2 separate regions of the Homo sapiens genome follow, and region 2 is linked to region 1. The links are chromatin loops, found by intact Hi-C in ENCODE. Cell type or tissue: ascending aorta. All regions are shown on one strand. Links, peaks and the distances in the headings refer to the core of each region. The heading gives the core; the rest is flanking DNA. Region 1 overlaps DMP1-AS1 (DMP1 and DSPP antisense RNA 1). Region 2 overlaps SPARCL1 (SPARC like 1).

What was found. Peaks named below come from ENCODE experiments on the same cell type or tissue, not always from the same donor. Only the 100,000 strongest peaks of a DNase experiment are listed, where the experiment ranks them.
Region 2: a loop joins it to region 1, with 2.3 times the contacts of the local background. A loop is called at or near these places in 1 of 110 quality-filtered maps.

Annotation. Positions count from the first base shown.
Region 1 is chr4:87,614,019-87,630,109 of GRCh38, forward strand. All of the region lies in intron 3 of DMP1-AS1 (DMP1 and DSPP antisense RNA 1), which reads right to left. DSPP (dentin sialophosphoprotein) reads left to right here. Exons shown (of 5, transcript NM_014208.3): 5 at 1-2,855. The coding sequence ends at 2,550. Among named protein-coding and RNA genes, the nearest start is that of DSPP, 14 kb to the left of the region's middle. In ascending aorta, for the core only: no CTCF peak of the experiment used is centred there; a DNase peak (open chromatin) is centred at 6,318; H3K4me3 peaks cover 1,484 bases; H3K27ac peaks cover 3,487 bases.
Region 2 is chr4:87,497,410-87,513,500 of GRCh38, forward strand. SPARCL1 (SPARC like 1) reads right to left here. Exons shown (of 11, transcript NM_004684.6): 2 at 2,112-2,176. The coding sequence starts at 2,165. Among named protein-coding and RNA genes, the nearest start is that of SPARCL1, 24 kb to the right of the region's middle. RefSeq lists an enhancer at 13,476-13,976. In ascending aorta, for the core only: no CTCF peak of the experiment used is centred there; no DNase peak of the experiment used is centred there; H3K27ac peaks cover 3,837 bases.

The sequences.
Region 1 (16,091 bases), core at 4,605-8,604:
TATGATTTTGATGATAAGTCCATGCAAGGAGATGATCCCAATAGCAGTGATGAATCTAATGGCAATGATGATGCTAATTCAGAAAGTGACAATAACAGCAGTAGCCGAGGAGATGCTTCTTATAACTCTGATGAATCAAAAGATAATGGCAATGGCAGTGACTCAAAAGGAGCAGAAGATGATGACAGTGATAGCACATCAGACACTAATAATAGTGACAGTAATGGCAATGGTAACAATGGGAATGATGACAATGACAAATCAGACAGTGGCAAAGGTAAATCAGATAGCAGTGACAGTGATAGTAGTGATAGCAGCAATAGCAGTGATAGTAGTGACAGCAGTGACAGTGACAGCAGTGATAGCAACAGTAGCAGTGATAGTGACAGCAGTGACAGTGACAGCAGTGATAGCAGTGACAGTGATAGTAGTGATAGCAGCAATAGCAGTGACAGTAGTGACAGCAGTGATAGCAGTGACAGTAGTGATAGTAGTGACAGCAGTGACAGCAAGTCAGACAGCAGCAAATCAGAGAGCGACAGCAGTGATAGTGACAGTAAGTCAGACAGCAGTGACAGCAACAGCAGTGACAGTAGTGACAACAGTGATAGCAGCGACAGCAGCAATAGCAGTAACAGCAGTGATAGTAGTGACAGCAGTGATAGCAGTGACAGCAGCAGTAGCAGTGACAGCAGCAACAGCAGTGATAGTAGTGACAGTAGTGACAGCAGCAATAGCAGTGAGAGCAGTGATAGTAGTGACAGCAGTGATAGTGACAGCAGTGATAGTAGTGACAGCAGTAATAGTAACAGCAGCGATAGTGACAGCAGCAACAGCAGCGATAGCAGTGACAGCAGCAACAGCAGTGACAGCAGTGATAGCAGTGACAGCAGCAACAGCAGTGACAGTAGCGATAGCAGTGACAGCAGCAACAGCAGTGACAGCAGTGATAGCAGTGACAGCAGTGATAGTAGTGACAGCAGCAACAGCAGTGATAGCAACGACAGCAGCAATAGCAGTGACAGCAGTGATAGCAGCAACAGCAGTGATAGCAGCAACAGCAGTGATAGCAGTGATAGCAGTGACAGCAGTGATAGCGACAGCAGCAATAGCAGTGACAGCAGTAATAGTAGTGACAGCAGCGATAGCAGCAACAGCAGTGATAGCAGCGACAGCAGCGATAGCAGTGACGGCAGTGATAGCGACAGCAGCAATAGAAGTGACAGTAGTAATAGTAGTGACAGCAGCGATAGCAGTGACAGCAGCAACAGCAGTGACAGCAGTGATAGCAGTGACAGCAACGAAAGCAGCAATAGCAGTGACAGCAGTGATAGCAGCAACAGCAGTGATAGTGACAGCAGTGATAGCAGCAACAGCAGTGACAGCAGTGATAGCAGCAACAGCAGTGATAGCAGTGAAAGCAGTAATAGTAGTGACAACAGCAATAGCAGTGACAGCAGCAACAGCAGTGACAGCAGTGATAGCAGTGACAGCAGTAATAGTAGTGACAGCAGCAATAGCAGTGACAGCAGCAACAGCAGTGACAGCAGTGATAGCAATAGCAGCGACAGCAGTGACAGCAGCAACAGCAGCGATAGCAGTGACAGCAGTGATAGCAGTGACAGCAGTGACAGCAGTGATAGCAGCAACAGCAGTGATAGCAGTGACAGCAGTGACAGCAGTGATAGCAGTAATAGTAGTGACAGCAGCAATAGCAGTGACAGCAGCAACAGCAGTGACAGCAGCGATAGCAGTGACAGCAGCGATAGCAGTGACAGCAGCGATAGCAGTGACAGCAGTGACAGCAGCAATAGCAGTGACAGCAGTGACAGCAGCGACAGCAGTGATAGCAGTGACAGCAGTGACAGCAGCGACAGCAGTGATAGCAGTGAAAGCAGTGATAGCAGTGACAGCAGCAATAGCAGTGACAGCAGCGATAGCAGCGACAGCAGCGACAGCAGCGATAGCAGTGACAGCAGCGATAGCAGTGACAGCAGTGACAGCAGCAATAGCAGTGACAGCAGTGACAGCAGCGACAGCAGTGATAGCAGTGACAGCAGCAACAGCAGTGACAGCAGTGACAGCAGTGAAAGCAGCGACAGCAGTGACAGCAGCGACAGCAGTGACAGCAGCGATAGCAGCGACAGCAGCGACAGCAGCGATAGCAGTGACAGCAGCAATAGCAGTGATAGCAGCGACAGCAGTGATAGCAGTGACAGCAGCGACAGCAGCGATAGCAGCGACAGCAGCGATAGTAGTGATAGCAGTGACAGCAGTGACAGCAGCGACAGCAGTGACAGCAGCGACAGCAGTGACAGCAGCGACAGCAGTGACAGCAATGAAAGCAGCGACAGCAGTGACAGCAGCGATAGCAGTGACAGCAGCAACAGCAGTGACAGCAGCGACAGCAGTGATAGCAGTGACAGCACATCTGACAGCAATGATGAGAGTGACAGCCAGAGCAAGTCTGGTAACGGTAACAACAATGGAAGTGACAGTGACAGTGACAGTGAAGGCAGTGACAGTAACCACTCAACCAGTGATGATTAGAACAAAAGAAAAACCCGTAAGATTCCTTTTGTGAAAAGTTTGGTAATGGGATAGGAAAAAAAGATTTCCAAGAAAGTAAAGAAAGGGGAGAAATAAACATAAGACGTATGTAAACAAAAACAACTGGGGGAATCAAATCAAACAGTTGGATTCAGAACCAAGACCTAACTCCTGCAGAGACAGACTCTGAATGCATGACCTTTGGTACATGCCTGTTAATATTCATGTTCTGAAAATATTTTGTTAAAAGTGTAAATCTAAACATAAAAGAACAATTAAAATATTCTTTAATACTTCACACAGAAACCTCAAGTAATCACTACATGATAACTTCAATTTAAGTGCCATGTGCTGCAGAGAATGTAGCAGGCAGACACATCTTAAAAGCAACCTGTGGCATTGCCTTAAGTCTCCATAGTTATATATTCTGGAGAGGTGGTCTGCTTACCGCTGAGTAAAAGATGCTGTACTGTGATAGCCAACTTGGCTTTGGATTCAGTTGCTTGTTCTATGGAAGAAATACATTTATTTGTTACATGAAAAAAAATTGCAGCTACTATTCAACCTACCTGGGCTATGGGAATAATCTTTCTAATGATCAAATAGAGTAGTTATAAGTCACAGAAATTCTAAAGAGTGCTAGTCAGAAAGAGCTCAGAGACAGGTTGATGTATAAAATCTGATCTGTAATCTGATGTATAGCATCTGATGTTAAAATCTGATGTAAAAAAATACATCTCAACAAACCACTGGAAATTTAGTACAAAGTCCCTAAAACTATTGACAAAGCTGATGCAGTGCTTAGAACAGTGTCTTACTCCCAGGAGCCACTCTCCAAATGTTAACCAGTAAATGACACATGAATGACTCTGGAGGAGCATCACTTAGAAGCGCGGTGGCTCACGCCTGTATCCCAACACTTTGGCAGGTCGAGGTGGGCGGATCACGAGGTCAAGAGATCGAGACCATCTTGGCCAACATGGTGAAACCCCGTCTCTACTAAAAATACAAATATCAGCTGGGAGTGGTGGCGCGCGTCTCTAGTCCCAGCTACTTGGGAGGCTGAGGCAGGAGAATCGCTTGAACCCAGGAGCGGAAGTTGCAGTAAGCTGAGATCGTGCCACTGCACTCTAGCCTAGCGACAGAACGAGAGTCCGTCTCAAAAAAACAAACAAACAAAAAAACTGTGTTATGTGGTATCAATTATTTATCTTTACATCAGTCTCACCAAGTCATTCTTAGTTCACATTTCCCTTGAAAACCTCAACACGCCAAAACTTCTAAACCAGACCCTGAGTCTCCCTTCCCACTATTAATCTCTTTAATAAAGCTAAAGCTGCTGGTGGGTAATGGTTTGGAAAACTTCTCTTTCTTATTTGAGAGTCATATATGCAGTTACGATCTGAGTATATATCACTCAGCTTTGGCATGAATGAAGGTAATTCTTAGCCCCAAGATGAAGCCCAATTTCTAGAAAATGACAATCTTAAAGGTGTATAGAGAATAGAGATTGATATTTAATAGTGTGGAGATATAGTTTATCATCTAAATTAGGGCACTTTGGAGAATGAAAGGGGTGTTATGAGTAATTATACGGAGACAGGAGATATAAATTGGGGTTGTCCCAGGGAAACTGGGAGATACTATAACCCTAACCCATAAACCTTAAGGGTATTTTTCAAGATTTAGTAGTGACGCTTTGAAATCTCCATCTTTTTCCATTGAGGTAATTATTTTAGCTTTGTTCTAAAGCAAAGCTGAAAATCTATAGAGTGAGATTATGAATGCAACTTCTTTAATGTTAATTTTCAACCAGTTGTTAGTTGACCATTTACCTTCTAATATTAGGCATATTTTATGAAGAGTTTCAGGAGGTTTATTTTTCTGCCTTCTTCCTCCTCTATGCAAGTGTCCTTAGGTAAGAGATCAACATTGTGAGGAGTATTGTTGAAGACTTTAAAAATACTATTCATAAACTTCTTGGTAACTCTTAAGAGTGCAAAATGTCCAGGTTTGTACTACATCACAGTCATGTCATGACTCTAAACTTCTTTCCATATAATATGTTCTAGGTTTTTAATTTCTTTAGATTTTAGGGTTTTTTCTTTCGTTTTGTTTTGTTTTAATTTGTAAAGCATTGCTTCTAGTATGTGTCACAACTATTTCAAAAGGTTGCTATGAACACTAAGTCAGGCAATGGACATGGAACTCTGTAAACTACACAAGATACATAAATGAAGGAGATAAATCTCGGTGTTATAATAAATATCCATTTATTAAAGTAAATATCCTTTTATACAATTGCTCACAAAGAAAATTCCCTTCATCCTAAAGAGTTTGCAAATACCCCCTCTATCACAAAATCTGATGTATAATATTTCTTTTAAAAATTAGCTATTTTTAATTAAAAAAGTAATATATGTATATGCACAAAATAAAAAAAACAAACACCATAAAGAGGTATACAGAAGTATTATCTTAAATCTTGACCCTTCTACACTCCCAGCCCTCTATATCTCTTTCCTATTGCCTATAAGCAATTCCCATTACTAATATCTTGTGGAGCGTTTCAGAAATATTCTATGTACATACATTCCCCTTTTAAAAACATGTGGAAGTTTACTATACACAATGCGTTCATCTTATTTTTTTCAATTTAATAAATACCTTAAATATTGGTTCATAGCACACAGATCAACTTCATTTTTCTTCACGGGTGTGCTGTATTTCGTTTTATGAAGTGCCATAAGGTATTTGATCTGCCTTTATTGTTCCATCACTTTCTAAGCCATTTCCAGTCTGATAAAAGTCTCTGCAGATATTGCCTGCAGTAACAGCCTAAGCTGGATCAATTTCTAGCCAGTTCTTATAAAGAATTTACTTTAAGAAATATTTAGAGGCAGGGAATGTTCAGAATCTAGGGTTGATACCAGAAGTAACAAAGATATGATCTTGATTTTCTTATATAATCACATCTGCATTGACTTCTGGACTTTCAGGGAAAGAATGGAGCAGACACACTACAAAAGAACATCGCAAAAGTAGATCCTTTGAACACAAGAAGTCTGGTATTAGGAAACAAAGCTTATTTTGAGTTATTTTCTGGAATAAAGATTAATAGGCTGTCTGCTAATATTGCCCACAAAAACAGTATTTTTTAAACTGCAGGTTGCCACTCATTTAGTAGATCATATCAATTTAGTGACTAATGATAAATATTTTATAAAACAAAAGAATAAAAAAGAAAAATCATAATGTACCATCTGTACTGTTTTGTGAACCTGGATCATATCTATCTATATATGTACACACACAAATATGTCCAAGTGTACATGTAGTAGGACCTGATGGAAAATGCCTTTCTTATTGTTGATTGTAGTTTTAAAAAGTTTGAAAGCCATTGGTTTAGAAAATAATTACTGCTAGTAATCATTTTATATTCACTTTTTCACATTCACTTTTTCCCTAGAAACCTCTAAGTTTCTTTCCCACTTTGAAGCAGAGATTTTAAAGAAAAAAGAAAGAAAGAAAGAAGGATGTATGTGTAGACGGACAGGGAAGAGTGGCAGTGGAATGCGTTTCTAGATTTATCTGTACCACGGTAAAAAGAGCCAAGGAAACATTGTCACTCTTGAACAAGAGGCTATCAGGATGGTGCTGGTGGACTTGTTAGAAATTCAAGATTTCTTTCTGGCTGCATGGATTACTCCACAGATGACTGAAGACAAGATCTGAAAACTTACTCTCAGAGGTGGTCTTGTCCTCCCCATCGACCGGAGAATTCTCTCTGTGTCGGTCATACCACAAATCAGGAAATGTGGTAACAGGTTTTGTTGTTGTTGTTTAAAAAATATATTTTTTACATAAAAAGATAACATTTATAAAGTTATACTTCACCATACAAATACATTTAAAATTATTAACTGAAGTGTAATTTCCCAGAAGTCAAACTTGCTTTATGATTTGTAATGGAAGTTTTGAAAAACTTTAGACCAAAATAACCAGGAACAATTTTCCTCTCCCTAAAAGGAGCAGGAACAGAATAGAATAGTTTAGTCATAGATGAAAATATCATTGTGTTCTCACAGTGATCCATTCACTGCTGCTTGGAAGCAAATCCTCTAGAGAATGAAACAAACCAACAACACAATGTTCCCATCCTCTACCCTCTGAACAGGGATCTTGGGTTCAGATGCTGAAAAAGAAAAAAAAGAAAAAACTCAATTCCTATGGGGAAGTCTTGCAGCTCAGAAAAATTGTGCAAAATCTAAAGATACATGAGACTCAATCTGTCTTCCATGAGTTTGCCCAGTTCCCACTCTAGCATGAAGCACTGATTTTATAGAGCTTGATCATAAGATACTTCCCTTATTCCCAAACCCATTATTTTGGGCTTCGCAACCTGCTCTACCCATCTCTCCTTTACTCTGTTTCCTTATTTTCCTCCCTAGTCTTTTTCTCTTCAAAGAGGTTAAGAAAGCTCTGTGGGGAGGAAACTCTTCGCCCTTTGCAGATTTTAATTCCCAGGCATCTCCCTTTGTGAGAACCCAGACAAACCCCCTGGCCAGGGACTGCTGTGCTTGGGCTTATATCACTGGTCTTTTTGTACACTCCTGGATTTCAGTCTCAACCAGCTGGTTCCTACCTTCCTGGCACTTTCCTCAATTGAAACCACTGAATCTTTCTTTGCTATTCTAACTCCATCTTTTTTATTCTGAGACCAAACAGAACTGAAGGCAAGAGATACTCAGACTGCAACAGACCAACCCTTAGGTACAGCATGATGGCACACTTACTTCTTGTCTTATCCTAATATCTTGATTCCAACAAGTAGACTCGGACCTTGTCCCAAAGCAACAATTCCTTTTGAGTGACCTGATCTTCTAAGTTGGCTTCTGTCTAGGTTCTTCATACTATTCTGGTAAACGGATGAGAATTTCCCCAGCCCAATCACCCTGAGAACACCAGGAGCAAACCTGTTATCTGATACAGTTGACTTTATGGATGCAATGCAATGAAGGTGGCTGTGGACCACAGCAGAGGTGGCTCAGCAAAGGAAAAGATAGAATTATTATAGGATTTTGGGAATGAGTGGAATGTAGATAGTATTTAAATGAAGCAGTGTTTGAAAGGTTCAAAGAAAACAGGGATAAGGATTTGGATTATGAAATAGACCCAGGCTCCTGTTTCTTTGCAAGGTACAAAGTTAGGATGAAGATGGATTGTTGTATCCAGAAACCCCTTATCTGAATCTCTCTGCACCTGGGTTGTAAATTGAGACTGCTTCTGTGTCAAAAGAGCTTAGACTCTCCAGGCAAGAATGGAGTGTTTCATTCTTACCGATATAATCTACAGCAACAAAGTCTCTGATAATCTTTGATTTTGAAAAAAATAAAGTTTCTTAATGATTAATAAGGCAGGAGTCCATTCAACAAAGGGAGTTGTTATGACGCTTTATAGCTTCAACACCCTTAAGAGAAATAGTTCCTGTTCAGTTTGCTGCTGTCTTTATATATGTCTATTAATGTAGCCTGATAAATGGTGAGATTTTTTACTCTCTCACTCTGAGCTAATTTTTGTTTTCTGAGGACGTATGTCTCTGTTAAAACAAAGACTCTGCCTATCCCGCCAGTCCAGTGGTCCCCAACTTTTTGGCACCAGGGACCAGTTTCTTGGAAGACAATTTTTCCACAGACAGGGTCGAGGAAGGGAGGGGACGGTTTCAGGATGATTCAAGCCCATTACATTTATCATTAGATTCTCACAAGGAGAGTGCGCCCTAGATCCCTCGAATGCACAGTGCACAATAGGGTTTGCACTCTATGAGAATCTAATGCTGTGGCTGATCTGACAGGAGGCAGAGCTCAGCCGGCAATGCTTGCTTGCCTGCCACTCACCTCCTGCTGTGCGGCCTGGTTCCTAACAAGCCACAGACCGGTATTGGTCTGTGGCCCAGTGGTTGAGATCGCCTGTGCTAGTTCTTCAGAATCAGGCAGGATTCCCAGATGCCTGTCTGTTCTTTAAATATCACCCAATATCACCTGTTGGACTTTGCATCGCTCCCATCGTCTCTGTTTCTCTTTTGCTAATTATTATCTGTACCCTGAGAACACATTGCCACTTTGTGAATTCTTGTGTTTTGCATACAGCTTTCCTTGCTTAAACCCTGCAGCATGGCACAACTTCTTCACTCTCATTTCTCACCCACTCCACGTAAACGGAGGTTCACGTTCTGTCTCTTTTCTGTCTATCCTATTCTGTTACTAGAAGCCCACCATAAATTGTCAGGTTGTGGTAGTTAGCAGTTCTCATCTCTAAACTGAACTCAACAGTCTTCTCTGGAATCCAGGTCGCTGTGCACTAACTTTGTAGATGTCTTCTTTCCCAGGGGTTTCCTTGGCTCTGTGTTTCTGAAGTTCAATTTCTAATTTTGACATTCTTCTCCTCACCCTTTTTGGCTTGTCTGAAGGACAGTTAAAATAACACATTTTATTGTTTTTAAGATTTCCAGGAGATTTTATTTTGGTTTTTATTTTTTATAACTTCACCTTTTATTTTTGATTCGGGGTACATGTACAGATTTGTTACCTGAGTATACTGTGTGATGCTGAGGTTTGGGGTACAGTCGATCCCATCACCCAGGTACTGACCATTGTACCCAATAGTTAGTTTTGCAACCCCTCCCCTCTCCTACCTCTAGTACCCTCCAGTTTCTATTGTTGCCATCTTTATGTCCATGAGTACCCAATGTTTAGCTCCCACTTGCAAGTGAGAACATGTGGTATTTGGTTTCCTGTTTCCGAGTTACTTCACTTAGGATAATGGCCTCCAGATGCATCCGTGTTGCTGCACAAGACACGATTTCATTCTTTTATGGCTGCATAGTATTCCATGGTGTATATGTACCACATTTTCTTCATCCAGTCCGCCATGGATGGGCACCTAGGTTGACTCCATGTCTTTGCTATTTTGAATAGTGAGAAGAGTCTAATCTTCAAAACCTGTTCTGAGTTTTTTCTTTCAGTGAAGCTCAAATCTTCACCTGTCATTATCTGCCAGTTGATGGTACTGAATTTCATTTCAGGATTGTAAAAGAAGAGTGCAGCTATTTTGTTCAACCCAAAGTTCTCACCACAGTCCTCTTTTCCACTCCGACTAGATCCAGGACAAACAAAATAAGCAAAAAATCCACACAAATAATCAGAAAGCACATCCACAATATTATTCACGGCTCTCCACTTAGAAAGAGAAAGCCATGAAACAAAATGGCAATTGACAGGTAAGTAAACTTACCTGGACTTATCAGAGAGGCAAATGCCAGCTCAGTAATGCTAGCATTTGTGTATAGATAAGTTTGTCACCTATTGTCTTCCTTGCTTCACAGAACTATCTTCAGAGGAATGTTTGATGGAGAAATGTCCAAATCTAGATGTCTATTGGGTGGAGCTTTGGCAACACCATTGCCAGTTCTAGCTTTTTAGAATTCTTGAAATAATCTTATCAACCTGCAGGTGTTTGCAGTACCTACATCACTGCCAATCACAGCGTGACCAGTGAAGTAGTGTTGGCCTGTAATCTGATAGAGTTCAAAAGTTCAAAAGCACAGAAATGGAGAGCAAGTATATCTATCTTTCCTTTTCTTTTTTTTCTGGAGACGGAGTCTCGCTCTGTTGCCCGGGCTGGAGTGCAGTGGTGCGATCTTGGCTCACTGTAACCTCTGCCTCCTGGGTTCAATCAATTCTCCTGCCTCAGCCTCCTGAGTAGCTGGGACTACAGGTGCACACCACCATGCCCAGCTAATGTTTTGTATTTTAGTAGAGACGGAGTTTCACGTGTTGCCCAGGCTGGTCTTGAACTCCTGAGCTCAGGCAATCCACTCGCCTCAGCCTCCCAAAGTGCTAGGATTATAGGCGTGAGCCACTGTGCCCGGCCTGCATTTCTATCTTTTATAGCAACTTGACACTGTCATGAAATCCCATGTGATCATTTTTCTAGTAATTCATTTTCATTGAATTTTATGAAAGTATTGATCCATGATGGATTTGAAATTTAAAAATATAACCGGTTTTTAACCATAGGTAGTTTGAGAAATATCTAGCTATCAGATGACTGCGGTTGAATTAAATTTAGCCTAAAGCTGCCTCCTTGCATATTTTAAGTTTGGCCTAAAGGTTTATCCATACATAGTGAACTGTAACCTAACTGGATATGTAAACAGACTATAGCCTACCCTTGTAACAAGCAGCTGAGTCTCAGCCAATCACAGCAGGCATACTTCAACCACTCACAGCCAAATGTTCAAACCGTGTTCAAACAAGGAAAACACTGAGCTGTAACCAAGCTGGCTGTCTCTGTGCCTCACTTCTGCTTTCTGTAAACTGCCTTCCTATTTCTGTCCATAAATCCTTCTGACAATGCAGCAGCGCTGGAATCTCTTTCTATCTATTCTGGTTTGGGGGACTATCTGATTCATGAATCCTTCTTTGCCCAGTTAAACTCTGTTAAACTTAATTGGTCTAAGTTTTTTTTTTTTTTTTTTAAAGACAACTGAAAATTAGGCATCTAAATTATCTTGAAATACATCAGCGGATGTACATACTATATACTACATAAAAGGGCTACTTGAGTGAGGAGCTGAAGCATTTATCAGAGAAATTCATATTTCATGTGCCAGAAATCTCAGAGATGTTCCCCTTTGAGACTAACATGACTATCTGACATCCGTTAAAATGAGATTATTGGGCTACGGGTGGAAGACAAGATGAATAAAAACCTTAAAAATTAGGGGATTGTTTTTCTGAAATCCAAATCTCTTGATATTCCTGGTCTTTCAAGAAAGAATAACTAGCAGAATGTCCTTCTACCAAGCTCATGAGGTTGATTCTTAGGCAGGAATAGAGGTAGCTCTGAGAAGATGCAGCCATCTGCCTCTTTTTGATTTATTGTAATATTAACCTAAAGCTACTTTTTTTTTTCTATTCACTAGGTGTGAATGGGCTGACTTCCACCAGTGAAAATATAGGAAAGCCAAAAAATACTTTTTGTGTTCTTAGACCTACTGACCGTGTGGAAGGAAAAGCTTCCATGGGGAGTTACCCACCAAGGGCACTTACTAAATTCTACTGATAATCCTGTGGATTCTCAGTGAGGCTTTAAAAAAATGCCCCTCAAATGCCAAAGCAATTCAGCATGATAATTTAAAAAGCTGACGTGGGTATTTGTATTCATCTCAAGAATTCCATTAGATACGTTTATGTTGTGCTCTTAAAGGCCTCTCCTTCATCAACTCCTGTAATTTCTCCTCTTTTTAGCTCCCACATTCTCCTATCTTTTGTATTAGGTGATCCTGTTTTGGACTATCAACCCTGGTTTTTATCTTGGCCAATCTTTGGGACAACTACTAGCATTGGATTGGCTCTGTCAGCTGCTATCTCAGGTAAGAGGTTCTTCGTTGCTACTCTCTACTCCTTACCATCCTCTCACTGCTTCTCAGTAATAACCTGGTTTGTTTTCTGAATTAGTAATCACCTGTTTTGTTTTCTGAAACTCAGTAGAGTGATTGAGAGAAGAGCCACACGTGGAAAAGATGGAAAGAGTCCAGTGGTTCTCAAACTTGAGTATGTATCAGAAACCCACAAAGGCCTTGTTTTAAACAAAGATCCATCTCCTGTCTTTCCCTGCTGAGTTCCTGATTTGGTAAGGGTAAAGGCCAAGATTTGCATCTCTTAACAAATTCCCAGGTAAGGCTGATACTATTGCCTGGAAAATCACACCTTGAGAATCCCTGAGCTAAACAATGTCAACCAGGTGAAGTGTGTGTATTAGCATCTCCAGTGAAGTGGGTTTTTTTGGAAGGGAGGCTAGGTTTAATTACCTTGAATTAAATCAGGAAAGCCAAAGTTAAGATCTGAATGCTGCATATTGATTAATATGCTTACCTAGGACACAAACTCATCCATAACGACATCTTATTTTCCCTTCTGGAGTGTACGGTCAATAGACAATCTAGACTGAGAGGATTCCTTCATTGCAAGCTAAGTTAGCTTCTGCTAAGTAAATGAAATAGGTGTTTTCTATATTTTATAGGCATTGAAGATTTAAGGCAAGTTTTTATGACCAATGAGAATTCTCTTTTTCATATGTAGAAGTAGCAACCCTTGCCCTAAAAATTATTTTAGAAATTGTGATGGTTAATTTCATGTGTCAACTTAGCTAGGCCACTATACCCAGATATTTGGTCAAACATTATTCTGCACGTTTCTTCAAAGGCATTTTTAAGGTATTTTAAGTTAAAGTTAACAATTAAATCAGTAGACTTTGAGTAAATCAGAATACCCTCTCTATTAGTCCGTTTTCATGCTGCTGATAAAGAGATACCCAAGACTGGGCAATTTATAAAAGAAAAAGGTTTAATTGGACTCACAGTTCCACGTGGCTGGGGAGGCCCCATGATCATGGCAGAAGGCAAGGAGGAGCAAGTCACATCTTATGTGGATGGCAGCAGGCAAAAAGAGAAGGCTTGTGCAGAGAAACTCCTGGTTTTTTTTTTTTTTTTTTTTTTTTTTTTTTGAAGTCTTGCTCTGTCACCAGGCTGGAGTGCAGTGGCACGATCTGGGCTCACTGCAACCGCCTCCTGGGGTTCAATCGGCTCTCTTGCCTCAGCCTCCTGCGTAGCCGGGACTACAGGCGTATGCCACCACGCCCAGCTAATTTTTGTATTTTTAGTAGAGACGGGGTTTCACTGTATTGGCCAGGATGGTCTCGATCTTTTGACCTCGTGATCTGCGTGCCTTGGCCTCCCAAAGTGCTGGGATTACAGGCGTGAGCCACCTTGCCCAGCCGAAATTCCCGTTTTTAAAACCATCAGATCTTGTGAGACCCACTCACTATCACAAGAACAGCACAGGAAAAGACCCGCCCCTAAGATTCAATCATCTCCCAGTAGGTCCCTCCCACAACACGTGGGAATTATGCGAGCTACTAATGAGATTTGGGTGGAAACACAGAGCCAAACCGTATCGCTTTCCATAATGTGGATGGGCCTCATCCAATCAGTTAAAGGCCTTAATAGAGAAAAAACCGAGGTCCCGGGAAGATGAGGGAATTAGAGCAGATTCCCTTCAGACTCTTTAGAACTACAAGTCTTCCCTAGGTTTCCAGCCTGCCAGCCCACCCTGCAGTTTTTGGACTTGCCAGTCTGCACAATTGAGCAGGCTGATTCCTTAAAATAAATCTCTTTTTCTCTCTCCCTCTTTCTCTATATACGCATCTTACTGGGTCTGTTTTTCTGGAAAATACTGACTGATAAAGAAGTAATGACAACTCTAGAAAACTTCTTGCTACTTGATGGGAGAAACATTTGTACAGCATTTCCTAGGATGTGATCCATAAAACCCCGTTCTGAAGAATGTTCAATAGAAAGGGGGACTCTGGAGATTACCAGTAAGTATTATTAGCTCATAACAGGCTCTGAAAATCTCCATAGTTAAGAAGCTCATTGACTTTTTTAAACTAAGAAATTCCCAAATAAATCTGATCATGGAATCTTTTTTGCCCTGCATTAGTTACTGGCCACCGAGGGAATCTATATTACAGAACAATTTTGGGATTGATATTTTAATAATTTCATTCTCCCTTACCCAGAAGTTATATTTATCTGTACCCATTCTTTCCGCTTTCTGAGGTGCAGATGGTTTCTGCATCTGTCTAAGGCTGAGCCATCTGGGTCTTAGGCCTCTGTATTTGTCTCTTAGAGTTCTCATATGTCAGGTAAGAAATCCAGCTAACTTTCTGCTACCATCCTGTTAGGGAGATACCTTGGATGTCCAGCCCTAAGCTATCTCTGTAGTCACCAGAAATGTGACTGAAGAAGGTTTCAGATGATTCCTGTCCTAGCCAACATCTGAGAGCAAACACATGAGAGACCTCAGTTGTAAACCACTCAGCTGAATCTGTAGTTGACCCATAGAAGTTCAAAAGATAATAATAATAATAATAATAATAATAATAAATTGAGGTTTCAAGTCACTAGGTTTTGGGATAGTGTCATGTGCTGAATATTTGTCCCACTCCCCCCCATTCATTTGTTGAAATTTGAACCCCTAATGTGATGGTGTTAAGAGGTGGAGCCTGTGGAAGGTAAGTAGGTCATGAGAGTGGAGCCCTCATGAATGGGATTAGTGCCCTTATAAGAAGATGCCAGAGAGCTAATCTGCTCTCTTTCAGACATGTGAGAGACATCTACATGCCTGTGTCGCTCATCAGATTTTAAATTCCTGAAGAGCAGACAGTGTGTCTGTCTTATTCTTCCTTGGATCCCCAGTACAGTGCCTGGAAACTAATTTGATCAATAAATTCATGTTAAATACTGAATAACATAAAGAGTGCGGGAAGAAGTGCTTGTGAGTTGTCAGGAAGAAGACTATCTTCACTATTGTATTTGAAGGGGGCTTTAAAAGATGTGTAGGTTATGGCCGGGCGCAGTGGCTCACGCCTGTAATCCCAGCACTTTGGGAGGCTGAGGCAGGTGGATCACCTGAGGTCAAGAGTTCAAGACCAGCCTGGCCAACATGGTGAAACCCCATCTCTACTAAAAATACAAAAATAGCCGGGTGTGGTGGCAGGTGCCTGTAATCCCAGCTACTTGGGAGGCTGAGGCAGGAGAATCGCTTGAACCTGGGAGGCAGAGGTTGCAGTGAGCCGAGATCGCACCATTGCACTCCAGCTTGGGCAACAAGAGCAAGACTTCTGTCTAAAAAAAAAAAAAAAAAAATTATATATATATATATATAAAATAAAAATAAATAAATAAAAGATGTGTAGGTTATTGATAGGTAGCAAGGAGGGCATTCTGAGTGAGGTGAACCATTGATTAAAAGCAGAATGTATTGGGGGTACAATGACTAAACCAGTATGCCTGGAGCATAAGTTTCATAAGATTCATAGAGATATTATGAAAAAGAAGATGAGATACGGAGCTAAGAAAAAAATAATGTAGGGCAATGCTCGTTGCTACATTTCAATGGGTTTTGGTTTTTTAAAAATTTAATTAAAAAAACCCAGCAATTTCAAATAGTTTGACCTAAAGTAATAATAAACATGGTCTTGGACAAACCTATTCATTCCTTTAAATTATTCAAGGAAGGAAATGTTATCTTTTTTCAAAATGCCTACAAGGATTCTGTCTGACCCTGATGATAATTAACAAGTACCTAGAGAAAGAAGAGACAAAGAGGTTAAGGAGTGGAAGAAGAAATTGCAAAATTTTAAAAAGTTAAAACAGATCGAGACCATCCTGGCCATCATGGTGAAACCCTGTTTCTACTAAAAATACAAAAATTAGCCAGTTGTGGTGGCATGTGCCTGTAGTCCCAGCTACCTGGGAGGCTTAGGCAGGAGAATCACTTGAATCTGGGAGGCGGAGGTTGCAGTGAGCCAAGATTGCGCCACTGCACTCCAGCCTGGCGACAGAGCGAGACTCCATCTCAAAAAACAAACAAACAAACAAACAAACAAACAACAAAAAAGTTAAAAGCATTAGC
Region 2 (16,091 bases), core at 8,041-12,040, 110 kb before region 1:
CTCCATCCGCCTACTGCCCAAGCAGGAAGAAATGCACACAAAAAATGGCAGCTCTTTTACTTTCAGAAATATTCTGCAATTGAAATTATGTTTTATCACTATGGGCATATTTCTATTTATTTAACTCTGGAAATCTATTTGGAATCTCCCAACTACACAGAATCCATTTTCATCTGGAGAATTCAGGCAGGCAGGGAAAATTATACAAATTTTTAATAGGTCATTTCTATGAGAAGATACTTAGCTTTCTAGCAGTTTGGCTAGGTTTACATGATATCAAATTGTCCCAGAAAGGAAACATCTGGAATGTGTCTAAATGCAAGTGTGTCATTCAAACATTTGGTTCAAACACTTTTTTTGTTTTTTGAGGCAGTCTTGCTCTGTCACCCAGGCTGGAGTGCTGTGTGCGATCTTGGCTCACTGCAGCCTCAACTACCCTGGCTTAAGGGATCCTCCCTCCTGTGCCTCCCAAGTAGCTGGGACTACAGGCACATGCCATGGCAGCTGGCTAATTTTTTATTTATTTTTTTGTAGAGACGTGGCCTCACTATGTTACCCAGGCCGGTCTTGAACTCTTGGGCTCAAGCGATCCTCTGGCCTTGACCTCCCAAAGTGCTGGGATTATAGGTAGGAGCCACTGTGCGTGGCCCAAAGACACTTTTTAATGTTTATTTACATAACAGCAACAGCCACAAGGACAAAGCACATTTTCAGGAGAAAACAACGGTTTTGTGGGAACTCCTTTCAGTGTTGAACATTAACTTGTCCCGCTTTTGTGATTTCAGGGTGTAATGTATAATTTCAGCTAGAGTAGCTCCATACTACTTAAGCATGATTCCTGATGGTGGGTATAAACTCTGTCTTCCAAGAACAGCTTGGTCTGGGTGCCATGGAGTTTGTTTTTGCTGACACATTTGTCAACCAGAAGCTAGCTAACAACTTATCCAAAAAGCAAGGACAGAATTTTAGACCTAGAGAAGAAGGGAGGAAAGGGACGATTGAGAAATTGTTTTGTCTCTTTAAAGGAGGCTGATTCCTCCATTTGGTGAAAAAGAAAAAAAATATGGCACGAATCCTTTGGTTTAATGAAGGATTACATGAATCATTTGCAGAACATCTCCAGTGGTCATTCATGCTATGGTTTCATTTGTTTTTTAACTTTCAGTTTGTTTTGAGGCCACTGACACGGTTTCAAATGATCTGATTTGTGTACAGCTGCTTTATTGCTGTGCAAATGGGGCCAATATATCTGACCATGAAGAAGAGAATATTCTAGCCCTGCCTACTTTCAGCATACTTGCTTGGACAGCCTCCCAAGGGTGAATTAGGAGCTGATTTATGATTACCATATCGTTTCCTGCCTAAACCATTGGTTTCTGTTTTCATTATAGACTCTCAAAATTTCTCAGCCAGCATCTATTTGATCTTGAAGAAAATGCTGCTGGAGACCGTGGATATGCACCCTAAGTATTTTTTTTTTTTCAGACGGAGTCTCACTCTGTTGCCCAGGCTGGAGTGCAGTGGAGTGATCTCAGCTCACTGCAATCTCTGCCTCCTGGGTTCAATTGATTCTCCTTGCCTCAGCCTCCCGAGTAGCTGGGATTACAGGTGCCCGCCACCATGCCCGGCTAATTTTTGTATTTTTTAGTAGAGACGGGGTTTTGCCATGTTGGCCAGGCTGGTCTTGAGCTCCTGACCTCAGGTGATCCGCCCATCTCAGCCTCCCGAAGTGCTGGGATTACAGGCGTGAGCCACCGCACCTGGCCTAAAATCTTGGGTTTATAATAACAATGTGATGAGCTTCCCTGGGAGAATTTATTTCTTCCTGTCTCTTGTGTATTTGGGCTGATTCTATGGCTAATAAACTGATAGCCCAAACTTTCTGCTGCATATTTATTGTGTCCTGTAGAACCTGATAGTTCTAAAATTTTTTTTTAAGTACCTTATCTTGAGTTTTCCAGTTATTTGTTTGTTACTTGGGCAATAAAGAATATAATTAAAATAAAAAGAGAATTTCAAACCATTATATAAGAACATTTTCTTTTAAATGGAGGATTTCTGCATTAAATGTCAGGAGAAAGAGATGTAATAACAGAAGAAAGGAAATTTACCGGGATTGCAGCTGCAGTTCCCAAGAGACATAGGAAAAAAAGCCCAGTCTTCATGCTTTCCAGATCTGTGAACCAAGAAGATAATTATCAGTGGCAGGGAAAAGTTTCCTCATGAAAAACTGAAAGATAGTCTTAGCAAATACTGAGCTTGATATTGTCCTTGGCATATAAAAGTGATTTCTATCTTTGTGGATTAATATGTCTGAAAAGACAGATTGATGGCAGTTCTTACTCGATTGTGTACCTGTGAAAATTGCTCCCTGATTTTTCGGTCCGGCCATGTTCGGCAGAACCTATCTCTGTTTATGACAGTACTTCTTCGAGTAAAGACTCTGTGCAGATCTCAGGTCTTAAGATTCATGAGTATTCATAATGAAAAAAAAAAGTCATATGTCAAGGTTGAGTAAAAACACGCTGCCTGTTTAGTGGTAAAGAAACACATTCATTCAGTGAAGATTTTTAGTCATGCAGCACTGCACTGCCACAGAGTAATAGACCTAGAGGGTATTAATGTTCATCTGATTTAGAGGTCTTTACTGGCAATCTGTGAGTTAGGGGTGGCCTGCAGATAGGTTTGGTTTGGTAGGCACTGTGCATTTTAAACTAGTATTTTAAATTCCAGAGGTTTCATGTCAAAATCCAAATTTCCAGTTTCTCTTGAACCATCTGACCTCTTAGCAACAACAGGTCTTCATGACAGCAGTTGGCTGCATCTGAGTTGAGACTGTCCTCTGTAAGGGATGCTGGCGTTTGTGCTTGATCTGTCTCACTTTTGGTATTTGCCTTTCATTTGAGTTTAGTTAGTTCCGAACGAACTCTTTAAGTTTAGAAACGAGACAAGTGAGGCTCAGAGAGGTTAAGTAAGTTGTCTCCAGATGAACTCTGGGTCTAAGGCTTTTCCCACACACCAGTTATATTATTGTGGTTCTTGAAAGTAGTGGGCAGCCTACATTTTTTTGCAGGATATCCCTAAGTCTGGTAGTCTGACCTGTAACTGGGATTAGGGCTGCAGCTTTTAGTATTTAATAGAGGTTTTATGGATCGCCCAGAAATACTAGATGACTCCTTTAAATTATTTTTTGCAAACATAAACACATTCACAGAGTTTTAAGTAAGACTTTGAGGTTTATAAAGAAACTGAGCAGTTTCTTCTGCTACTTATTCCAATATTTCTAAACAATGTGCTTAAATGGATATTTTAAAATATATTAAATATTACTCTAGGGATTTAATATTGCAACAACTATCACTTCACACACACGTACGCGCGCACGCACATACGCGCGCACGCACACACTTCTCTTCCTCCTTTCTCTTCCTAAAATAATTTTATCATAATTCTTGTTTAAATTTTTATTTAACATTCATGACAATGTAAATATTCTTCACAGCTGAACCAAGTAGTCATTTCATGTGTTGAACCACACTGACATTTATTTTCTTGAACGATATTTTGCTTTGGTTTTGATTTAAAAATTGCCTTCCTTTTAAAGCTTTTTACGTACTTTTTTGTGCACCCATCACTTATTCTTCCTGAATTTTCCAACAAAATTTAAAATTTCCTCTTAATATGGTAACAACAATAACAACAACAGAGCTACATCAACAACCCCGTAAGGAAATCCCTCGTGTCCATTTCGCCCCTTGGAAGTGGCACTCCCAGAGCCTCGGAGTTCTTGCTTCCTTTGGACTGGTGTATCTCCGGCTGCTGGGCAGCTTTTCTCCTGGGGTCCATACCTGGGGTCACCACGCCCTGGTAATCCCCTTTGTCTTTTTTCTTCTGTTTGATTTCTTGCTTCCTAAGTCCCATATATTTTTCTTTCTTAGTTTTCTCCCTCATTTTGATGAAGCACATACTCCATAAGTTTCTTGAGAAACCACACACAGGAGACAGAATTTTTAAGGTATTGCATATTAGAAAAATATCTGTATTTTACCCTTTACTTGATACATAGTTTGAATAGATATAGAATTCTAGATTGGAGTATTTTTTTCTCAGAATTTTTTTTAAAACATTGGTCTATTTTCTTATAATTTCCAGTGTTGCTAGTAAGAACTCTGATGTGAGTTTTTCCCCAATGTTTTTATGAACATAGTATTTTTTTCTTCTTTATGGATGCTTTTATGTTTTTACATTTGGCCCTAGTCTTCTGAAATATTACCATCTCTGCCTTAGTTTGGATACTTTTACATTTAGTTTAGGAACTCATTAGGCCCTTTGAATTTGGAAATTTATATATTTCAGTTCTGGGGAGCATTTTATGTGTTAGTTCCTTAATGATTTTTGCCCTTCTATTTTTTGTCTTTTCTTTCTAGAATTTATATTAGTTAAATATCAGAATTCTGGGGTTGATTCTCCGATTTGCTAATCATTTTTGCTCTTCTCTTCAACAGTGTGTCTATCATTCTGGGAAACTTTCTCACTTTTACCTTACATCTCTCCTATTGATTTTTTTTTTTTTCCTGGAGATAGGGTTTCGCCATGATACCCAGGCTGGTATCAAACTCCTGAGCTCAAAGTGATCTGCCTGCCTCAGCCCCCTAAAGTGCTAGGATTACAGGGATGAGCCACTGTGCCTGGCCTGTTTTATTGATTAAAAAAAATTATACCTTTATACTTCATTTTCTTTTTTAATTTTATTTTTAAATTGACAAATAACAATTATACATATTCATGGGGTACATAGTGATGCTTCACTACATATAATGTATAGTGATCAGATAAGGATAATTTGCATATCCATCACCTCAAACAGTTATTATTTCTTTGTATTGGGAACAGTGTCTTCTTTCTAGCTATTTGAAATATATAATATCCTACAGTGGTATAGAGCACTAGAACTTATTCTTCCTATTAGCTATAGTTTTACGTCCTTTAACAAATAGCTCCCTATTCCTTTCTTCTCCTCACCCTTCCCAGCCTCAAGTATCCTCTGTTCTACTTCTTACTTCTATGAGATCAACTTTTTCGCTTCCATATGAGTGAGAATATGCTTATATACTGTTAATTTTTTATTTCCCGAAGGCTTCTTTTTAATATTGTCCTGTTCTTTATTAGTGTGACATATGTTCTTGTCTCCTTGAGGATATTAATCAAATATTTTGAAAATTTCCTCTGCACCCTGCAGTTTCTGTTTCCTTCTTGTTCCTTTTTTCCCCAGTTAGTTTGTTTTGATCTTTGTTTTTCCTGTTGAAAGCTTTTCTCTAATGTCTGATGTATTTGGCTGTCCATTAATACTTTGCAGTGAGTCACTAGAAAGCCAATTAGAACTTTATGGACAGGGCTTGGAGGGCTTCCAAAGAATAGTTCCATGGAGCATTGGAGGGCTTCCAAGGAGCAGTAACCTGACAGTCTTGATGGGGCACCCCAAATGTCATTGACAGATATTACAGGGAGATTTTCTTTTCTCTAGAGGAGAAATTCATACCTCTTACCTTGAGAAGCAAATATAAACCTGGTTGCTAGCATTCTGTGAAATCAGTGAAGAGACTGGAGTTCTCTCAGTGCACACACTGATTTTTCACTTAGTCCCTAGGTTTCTGTATGGCTCCACCTCCCACCTGACATTGTGTTTATTCTGAGTGCAGAGCCAGAGAATAAGCTTTTTCCTGTTTGTGTTGAAACATGGAAGTCCCCTGGCTGTGCAGGCAGGAGGAAGGATCTTGAATCTAAGAGTTAATCTGATAGGCTTTCAACCAATACTCCAGATTTCAGCCTCTATCCTCACCCTGCCTTCCAAATCACCTGGTGCCTCCAATTCTGGAAACTTGCATGGGTTCTTCAGTGTGAATGGCTTCCTTCTTTGTCTATGGCATCCTTCTCTGCAGACTCTTAGGTTTAAGCTTTCCCTGTTCTAAGTCAGTCTTCCATCTTCTAAAGATGTGTTGACACTTGTCTTCTTTGTCTCCTCTTCTTTTATCTCAGTCACTGTGAGTCTATATTATTACTATTCTTTTCCTATCATTATTCTGGAATTTTAGCAGGGAGTGGCAACATATGTATATGTTTCATCTCCATTTCACAACAGATGACTTCCATTTCATATTTTCTTCATATTTTCCTCTGTCATTATCATCATCATTTTTAGTGTGACACATAGGAATTCCTGTGGGTCTTTGTGGGTCTTTGGTTCTAACTCAGCAAATGAAGTTTTTTTTTTTCCTTTTTTTTTTTTTAATACAGAGTCTTGCTCTGTTGCCCAGGCTGGAGTGCAATGGCGCAATCTTGGTTCACTATAACCTCTGCCTCCTAGGCTCAAGTGATTCTCATGCCTCAGCCTCCCAAGTAGCTGGAATAACAGACATGTGCCACCATGCCTGGCTAATTTTTGTATTTTTAGTAGAGACAGGGGTTTCGCCATGTTGCCCAGGCTGGTCTCGAACTCCTGGCCTCAACTGGTCCACCTGCCTCGGCCTCTCAAACTAGCAGCAAATGAAGTTTTTATTGAAGAAAACAGGGCTATAGCATAGACTTCCTCATCATATTGGGAACAAGAACACATTTTTACCTATCTCACTATTCAAATCCAGGTGGTCCAGGGTGGGCCACCTGGACCAGGGAACAGTCAGTTGGAAGAATAGAGAGTAAAGCTGCACATAGAAAGTGATTTGGTATTGTGTGTGTGTGTGTGTGTGTGTGTGTGTGTGTGTGTGTGTGTGTGTGGTGGGGTGGGGGTGGGAGGGTTGAATCAGGGGTGTGGGGAGAAACTTAAATCATTTATAACCTTACTAGTCTGGACTAATCAATTCCCAGTTTTAATGAAAAGGACATGTACTTGGAGACTCAAGTATAATTCTTCTAAGTGATCCTTCTGAAAATGACTACATATAACAAGGAGAAATTTAGAATATTAACAATGGAATGGGTGTTTACTTTATTTAGAACGGGTAATGGCATATAAAATATACTTGACATTTCTATTGCCATAGTGCTTTGGGTTTACCAAATAAATTTACAAATGGGATATTACCTTATTTGATCTTTACAACAACCCCAGGATGTGGCAGATGAAGAACAGGCCTAGAAAGCCTACAGTGTGACATGCTGGAGATCACTGAGCTCTGTAGAAGGGGAGCTGGGATTGAAGCTAGATTTCCTGGCTCCCACTCCAGCTTTTTTCTAGTTATTTTGCAAATTCTCCATTTTACCTCTTACACAAAGGTGTAAGGAAGGGGGACAAAAACTAAAAAAATCCCAAAACAAACAAAAAAACCACCATTGTGACAAATTGAGATTTCACTTTGAGTTTGAGTTTTTAAACAAAAAGTTCCAAACATTTTAAGGAGTAAGATGGTACGTACTTGGCAAAATGCACTTCTTTGTGTTGAAGGAAAAGGCTTATCTTAGAAGGTTGGTTGGATTACTTGATATTGAAAGTTTCTTTCAATAAAACATCTTATGGCCTAAACAAGGCAAAAAGCATAGGAATTCAATTTTCCATGAAAGAAAAATGTATTTAAGTAAAAACATGGAGCAACCTCCCCCCGCTGCCCCAAAACTCTAATACATTGAAAAACACCTTAAAACAAGAAAAGCATTAAACTGTCAGGAGAGCTGGATTCTGGCTCTAGCAGTGTCCCTGACTGCCAGGAGACCTTGGGAAAGTCACTTGCCCTTTCTTAGATACAGTTTTCTCAAGTGATGAACAATGAAGAGTGAGACCTAGATGATCCTCTAACCCTAATATTTTAGGATTCTAAAATTGAAAATAATTCCATTAATTGTATGAATCCTAAATTGCTGCTATCTTTTCCCCTTAAACTACTAAACCCACTAAAATATATTCCATGATTTTTATTGTATTAAAATAAAATATTTTATATATGGTAATTCATGCTTAAAGTAAATATGTGGACTCTATTAGCGATGATAATTTAAAACATTCTATCCTCCTAGTGAATGCTAATTGTAAAGAATCATTGAAAAACGCAGTTTCTTTCCTCTACATTTTAAATTCAATGTTTACTTATTTATTCATTTATTCCACAAATATTTATTAGAGTTATGGAACTATAGTCACTTATATTTTATTTTATTTATTTATTTTTATTTTTGAGACAGGGTCTTGCTCTGTTGCTCAGGCTGGAGTGTAATTGCAATCATAGCTCACTGCAGCCTCCAGTTCCTGGGCTCAGGTGATCCTCCTGCCTCAGACTCTCAAGTAGCTGGGGATATAGGTGCAAACTATTATGCTCAGCTAATTGTTTTTTTTTTTTTTTGTAGAGATGGGGTCTTTCCATGTTGCCCAGGCTGGTCTCAAACTTCTGGCTTCAAGCATTCCTCCTACCTCAGCCTCCTAAAGTACTGGGATTACAGGGATGAGCCACTGTGCCTAGCCTTATATTTTAGATCAGTATGTTATTACTATTCTACTGGTTTTGAAAACTATAGAAATACAAAATAGTATGGTTTAGTGAAGGGTTTCTTTATCTTGGCACTGTTAACATTTTGGCTTGATGATTCTTTGTTGTGGGGGGCTGTCCTGTGCCTTGTAGGATGCTTAGCAGCATTCCTGTCCTCTGCCCATTAGATGTCAGTAGCGAGCCCCCATCCCCCACCAGCTAGGGACAAACAAAAATGTCTCCAGACATTGCCAAATGTTCCATGGGGGGCAAAATCGCCCTGATTGAGAACCATTGGTTTAGCGGAAGCAGACTGGTGCTTTCAGATTAGAGAGACATGCATTTGAACTCTGGAGCAACATTTGCCATCTATATGATCTTTGGCAAGTTACTTAGCCCTCTAAGCCTCAGATTCCCCATCTAAAAATGGGGATAACATCTGTGATGGTTAATTTTATATGTCAACTTGACTAGACCATGGGATGCCCAGATATCTACTTAGACATTATTCCTGGGTGTGTCTCTGAGGGTGTGTTCTGAAGAAATTAACATTTGAATTGGTAGACAGAATAAAGCAGATTGCTCTACCCAATGTGAGTGGGCATAATTCAATCCACTGGGGACCTGAATAGAACAAAAAGGCAGGGGAAGGGAGAATTCCCTCTCTCTCTCTGCCTATCTGTTTGAGTTGGGACATTGATATTCTGCTGTTGGATTGGGACTTAACACCATCAGCCCTCCAATTCTTAGGCCTTCAGACTTGGACTAGAACTCAACATCATTGGTTCTCAGGTCTTCAGACTTGAACGGGAACTATACAATTGGCTCTCTTGGCTTTCCAATTTGCTGACTGCAGATCTTGGGACTGGCTCCATTAATGTAAACTAAGTCCTCATTATCTATATCTCTATCTATCTATCATCTATCTATCTATCTATCTATCTATCTATCTATCTATCTATCTACCTACCTACCTACCTACCTATCTCCTATTTGTTCTGTTTCTCTGGAGAACCTTGACTAATAAAACATCTAATTCAGTTTTGTGAGAGTTAGAAGAAATGGTACTGGTAAAAATGCCTGATACCTAGGAGATGCTCAATAAATTTTAATTCTTTTTTCTCTCATCTTCCTGATAAGTTAAGTTGTGATTCTTGAATAAACAACTTAGATTCTCAGAAAATAATGTAATTTAAGTTTTGCTGTGAGGTCAGAAAAATTGTCCAGTGGAACATTAAAGTCCATTCTGGCCACACATTTAGGCTCCTTTTAATGCCAGGAGTATTTCCGACATTCATCACACATAACAGTGGAATTAGGCACATGGAATGCTACCCTATTTTCTTACAAATGGTACAACTTAAAAGGGGAGTAAGAATTATCAAACGTGTTTTGCATCATAAGGCTCATTTCTTTTTGTTTGTTGCAGCAACATGCATAACTAATTAAATTTGAGAAAATATTTCCCTTTTAATCTGTCCGCATGATCTCACATGATCTCACAAGTTCCCTTCATTTCCCTAAATCTAAATGTAGCTGAATGAATCAAAAGGAAAGAATGTCCAGTTGGCCAGAACTTGCATCACTAATCCATTTTTTTTAAATTCATTCATTGAGTACTTACTAGACACTGCCTAAGCACAAGGACACATAGTTTCTCTCTTAAGAGTTTCTGGGTGTGGAAAATCTCTAACTGCTTTTCCTGTGGTCTCACACCACGCTACAATCAACACAGAAGACTTCTGTGACCAAATGTGGGAGATTTTTTGTCATCAACATGCAAGCAATCAACTCTGCAGCAGGCACCAGCTGAGTGTCCTCCAAATGAATTCTGACACTGTGTACCTGGAGATAGCGTCAGATCCCATAGGTTGAGGGCTCAGTCTCACAAGACATCTTCCCTTTCCCAGATACCAGTCACAAGATCAGGCCTCCAGAACTTCTGGCTGACTGGTTTCAAGTTGGGCTTCCATGACTCCCTCTTGGGGTTCGATTAATTTGCTAGAGTGCATCACAGAACTCAGGGAAACACCTACTTAGATTTACTGGTTTATAATAAAGGATATTACAAAAAGATACAAGTGAAGAGATGCAAAGGGTGAGGTATGGGGGAAGGGGCACAGAGCTGCCAAGCCCTCCCCGGAACACACCCTCTAGGAACCTCCATAGGTTCAGTTATCTTGTAATTTCTTCAAACCTCGTCCCCTTGGGCCTTTTATGGAGACTTCATGAAAGGATAGGCACCATTGACAACCACATAGAAATGTGTTTAGACAAAAAGGGTATGCTTTAGTACTCAAAGGCTGAGTGGGGAAACCCGGTAAGGCCCATCTGTTCAGATTCTTTTTGGCCTCTTTTTTTTTTCCTTTGAGGTGGGTCTCACTCTGACTGTGAGGCTGGAGTGCAGTGGCGTGATTTTGACCTCCTGGGCCCAAGCATGCTCCCACCTCAACCTCCCAAGTAGTTGAGGTTACAGGTGATTGCCACCACACTTGGGTAATTAATTTTTTTTTTTTCTGTAGAGACAGGATCTTCCTATGTTGCCCAGGATGGTCTTGAACTCCTGGGCTCAAACGATTGTCCCATCTTGGCCTCCAAAAGTGCTGAGATTACAGACATGGATCACTGTGCTGGGCCTCTTCTTGGCCTCTCCATGCAACATTCCTTCCTCCAGAATATGGGGCAGAACCCCTTCTGAAATGGGGGTCTTATGACCTACAATCACACAAGGTAGGTAAAGGCAGAGGAAGATTAGAGTCCTGCCTTGGGGAGAAAAAGTAGCAGGTAAAAAAATAGAAGATTAGAGAGAGAGAAATCCTGTTATTCTGAGGTCCGCTTATGAGGCCTAAAATGCACCAACATTATAACATTATAAAAAGGTCTATGGGAATTATGAGACAGGAACCGTGGATGAAACATATGTGTGTGTGTGTGTGTGTGTGTGTGTGTGTGTATAGATACATATATGTATGTAATGTAGATACGTATATAGATAAATATATACATATATAGATACATGTATATAAGTATATATATATATATATAGTATACATATGTGTATATACTATGTATGTGCACCTGGAGATAGTGTCAGATCCCACAGGTTGAGGGCTAAATGTATACTATATGTGTACATATATAATCTATATACTTATATACATGTATCTATATATGTATTATATACACGTATCTATATATGTATATACTAATAATGTATCTATAAATATATAATATATTTATATAAAATCATATAGTGTAATGTGATGATTATGTACATAATGCAATGGAAAGAGAGATAGGAGGCATTTTTAAATTAGGTAGTTGATAATAGCTAACTTTACTACATCCAAAGTACTTAAGTTCTAGGCACTATTCTAAGAGCTTTGCACACACATATTCTTTAAACCTTCTGAACAGTTCTATCAGGTAAGCACATTATTGTAATCATTTCACTAGTAAGGAAACTCGGGCATAAAGATTAAGTAACTTGTTCAGGGTTACACAGCTAGGAAGTGGCACAGCAGATATTTAACACTTCTGTTTGATATCAGGTCTGTCTGTGTTCTTAACTACAGTGTTCTTAACTACTGTATAGAGATGACCTCCAGAGAAGGTAATTCTTGATCTGAGGTTTGAAAACTAATAAACAGTAGTTAGCTGTATGAAGGATGTTCTCACACAGCTAGATGTACTCTAGAGGGTGGCAGGCAGCAGCATGGGTGAAGTTGCAGAAGCATCGAGTCTCTAGGATGTTAATATTTGGGTCTCTAGGCTGTCAATAGGGGAAGTGGGCTGGGGTAGATAAGGCTCAAAAGTAAGCAGATAGCCATATTGTAAAAGTCATAGTGCATTAAACAAGGAATTAAAAATTCCAGCCATAGAGCTATAGGGACCCAAAGAATTATTGTAAGTGTCTGTGTGTGCACGCATGTGTGTATGTCTGTGTGTGTGCACACATGTGTGGACAGGGGTGATGATATAACCAGATTTGTATGTGTGACAGCTGTGTGGAGGACAGACCAGTAGCATGACCTGTGAGAGACAATTGTAACATCAAGGTGAGGTGGTCAGAGCCTTACATTTGGGCTGTGGTCTTAGGAGTGGAGAAAAGAGGGATAGATCCAACCTGTACTGGTTTGTGAGAGCTGTTTGTTACATTTCAAGACTTTTTTGAGTTGGTTGTTAAAGTCATCAATTAAAAATTAAATTACATACATGTATAATTTAATTATGTTAAAAGCAAAGAAAATAGTAGAAACTCATCACTTCATAATTATTTTACTATTATCTACTCTTTTGAGGTTATTTACATCTATTATATCTGTTGGTGGAAATACTATATAATATGTGTTCCGCATGTCTCTTCCCGATTCTGTTCAGTGGCGTCATGTTGGTAGCTTAAAATTGATAGCAACAGGAGGCAGAGAAACTGTAGGCATACAGGGGCGGGTCGCTGGCAAAATCCCACCTTCAAGCCGAAAAGCCTGAAACCCACAGCCCAAAGTGAGAACTTCCATTCTCTCCCGATTGGTTATTTCTGAATACTGTCTTTTTACCAATTGAATATTGCCTTTTCCAAAACTACCTACGGCCTGCCCCGTCCCCATCCTGTGCCCATAAAGACCCCAGAACTCAGCCAGCAGAGGGAAGAAGCAGCCTGATGTCGAGAAGAAGCGCCTGGACATAGGAGAGAGGTGGCTTGACTTCAGAGGAGAGGGATCTTCCCTTCCCATTCCCTTTCCAGCTCACCTCTCCACTGAGAGCCGCTTTCGTCACTGAAAAAAAAAATTCTCCACATTCGCCATCCTTCAATTCATCTGTGTGACCTCATTCCTCTTGGGCACTGGACAAGAACTCGGACACACTACGTGCAGGTATCCAAAAAGGCGGTCGCACTGGCCCTTTGCCCTTGCTGGCGGAAGGCAGTTGCCCTACGTGATGAGGCAAAGGGCTCACTGAGCTGATAACACACTGCTGTCTGCGGACGGTGGAGCTAAGAGTATGGTTACACGCCCTCTGGGGCTTGGCGTGGCTGGTGCCCACACCTGGACGCTGGTGAGGGGCCCACATGGAGTTTGCTCCTGCTGGTGCCAAAGTGGCCAGTTCCTGCCTTCGCTCGCTCAGGTTCCTGCAGTCATTCGCTTGCGCACTCCCTCCTGCAAGGGATTGAGCAGGGCGGGCTGAGTAAACAAGGCACCCCTGCCGCGAGTTCCGTGAAGGGGTCAAGAAAATATCCTGCATCAAAATCAGTTGTGGTGGGAGGATCAGTCACACCATGAAAACCATCAAGTGTCACCCACCTCTCCCTCTCTCAGAGAATGGGTTGCTCATTTACCAAAACACAACTGGATAGTTCTAAGAAATAATTAAAAAAAGAACAGATAAAACTTAATGACGAATTAGATATTGTAGGAATATGAGAAGGAAAAGTCTTGAGTCACATTTCTCATATGAACAACTTAGTAAATGGTGGTATTAATTACCAAGGTGAAGGATTATAGGAGGAAGGTTTGGTTTTAGAAGACAGACGGTGGATTAGTTTTGGGCTTGTTGAATTTGAGTAGAGATATCTAGTAGATACTTGGGTAGATAGGTCTGGAGGTAAGCATGGAGTTTGGGGTTACAGATGTAGCTTGCATGCTGTAGCATGAGCAGTTATTCAACCAGTTGAGCAGAGAGCTGGAGCCAGAACCCTGGGGAGTGAAGATCATTAGGCACCATCAGAGGATGGGAAGAGCTAAAGATACAAACAGTGAGAGAAAGAAGAGTCACATGAGAAAAGGGAAGTGTTAAATGTCACAGAGAGTTCAAAGCAAACAAGGTCAGGAAATTATCCATTGCCTCTGGAAGTGCAGAGGTTATTGAGGATCTCAGGGAGAGCAGTTTTGTTGCTGTGGTGTCGGTGGATGCCAGCCTGCAGTGATTGGAGAATGAACAGGCAGTGATGAAGTGAGGGCAGTGAGTGTAGACCACTCTAAAAATGATTGGCTGTGCAAAGGAGAGTAACGTGGTAGCTTAAAGGGAATATGCAGTTACAGGAAATTTATATTTGTATTTGAATGTGATCATTCAGATTCCTTTCCTTTCCTTTCCTCTTTCTTTCTCTTTTTTTTTTTTTTTGAGACAGAGTCTCACTCTGTTTTCCAGGCTGGAGTGCAGTGGCGTGATCTAGGCTCACTGCAACCTCCACCTCCAGGGTTCAAGCAATTCTCGTGCCTCAGCCTCCTGAGTAGCTGGGATTATAGGCATGCGCCACCAAACCCAGCTAATTTTTTTGTATTTTTAGTAGAGATGGGGGTTTCACCATGTTGGTCAGGCTGGTCTCAAACTCCTGACCTCAGGTGATCCACCTGCCTCAGCCCCCTGGAAGTACTGGGATTACAGGCATGAGCCACCATGCCCGGCCCCAGATTTCCCTTCTGTGCTGAAGGGAAAAGACAGGTAAATAAGGAAAAATTGAAGATAAAGGGTAAGAGAGGAGATAATGGTAAACAATGATGACCCCCAGTAAACCACAACTTCTGGGCTTCATTTCCCTATGATGTGGGCCTTAACCTTGTGATTTGCTTTGACCAATGTGACATTAGCAAGCATGATGCCAGCAGAAACTTGGTAAACCTTTGCACATTGGAGTTTTTCCTCTTGGTGGAAGCTATCAGCCATGCTGTACAAAAGCTTGACCCAGACTATTGAATGATGAGAGACCATGTGGCTGGAACCTTGCAGGATAACAGACCCTCCTGGATGATTCAGCCCCAGATGTGTTCCTAGCTCACTGAAGCCAGATGAATTAACTCCAGACAAAATCAGCAGAAGAATCATGCAGTGGAGCCCAATCCAGATTGGAGAATTATGAGCAAATACAGGGATGTGATTTTAAGCCATTTAATGTGAGAGCATACTGTTTTACAGCAACCGAAAACCAAAATAAGGCAAAACAGACCAGTTGCCAAAACCATTAGCAAGACAATATTTCATAACAATTAAAGGCATAAGTTCTGAAACAGGATGTCATAGGCTGTAATACTTAATTTGCGTAAATAAGCAAATTGTGTAGCTTTTGGGGGCTTCAGCTCATTGTCTATAAAATAGTATGAAGATTAAGTGAGACAATACCATCTTGGTAAATCCTGGATACATATTTACTGGTCTACTATTAAAGCACATGTGAAAGGTTTAACTCCAAAGAGAAGGAGGAACTCTTTATTCTTTAACACAAAAGGGAGGAAAGTTTAACTGTAAGGATGTCTTGAGGCAGGGTTCCAAGGAATATTAACTTATTAAGATGGATTTAGTTATACATTCCTTGTATTTATTTAGCATTTCACAGTTTATAAAGTGTTTTCTTATATACTGTCTCATTTGATTCAATGAAGAAAGGAGGGACAGAATTTTTAAATGTAAAGAAACAGAAATTTGAAGAGTCTAAATTATTTGGCCAAATGTACAAGGCTTAAGAGGTGGGCAAGAATTAGAAACGCTGAGCTTTGGACTCAGTATCCAATATTCTCCCCAAACAGACTAGTGAACAGGCTACAGACTAGAAGCCAGAAGTTCTGGCTTTGGGCCCTGGCTTTGCCAAGTACTAAATACTACCTTGAACAAATTACTTTCTCTCTCCAAACTTCATATATAGGA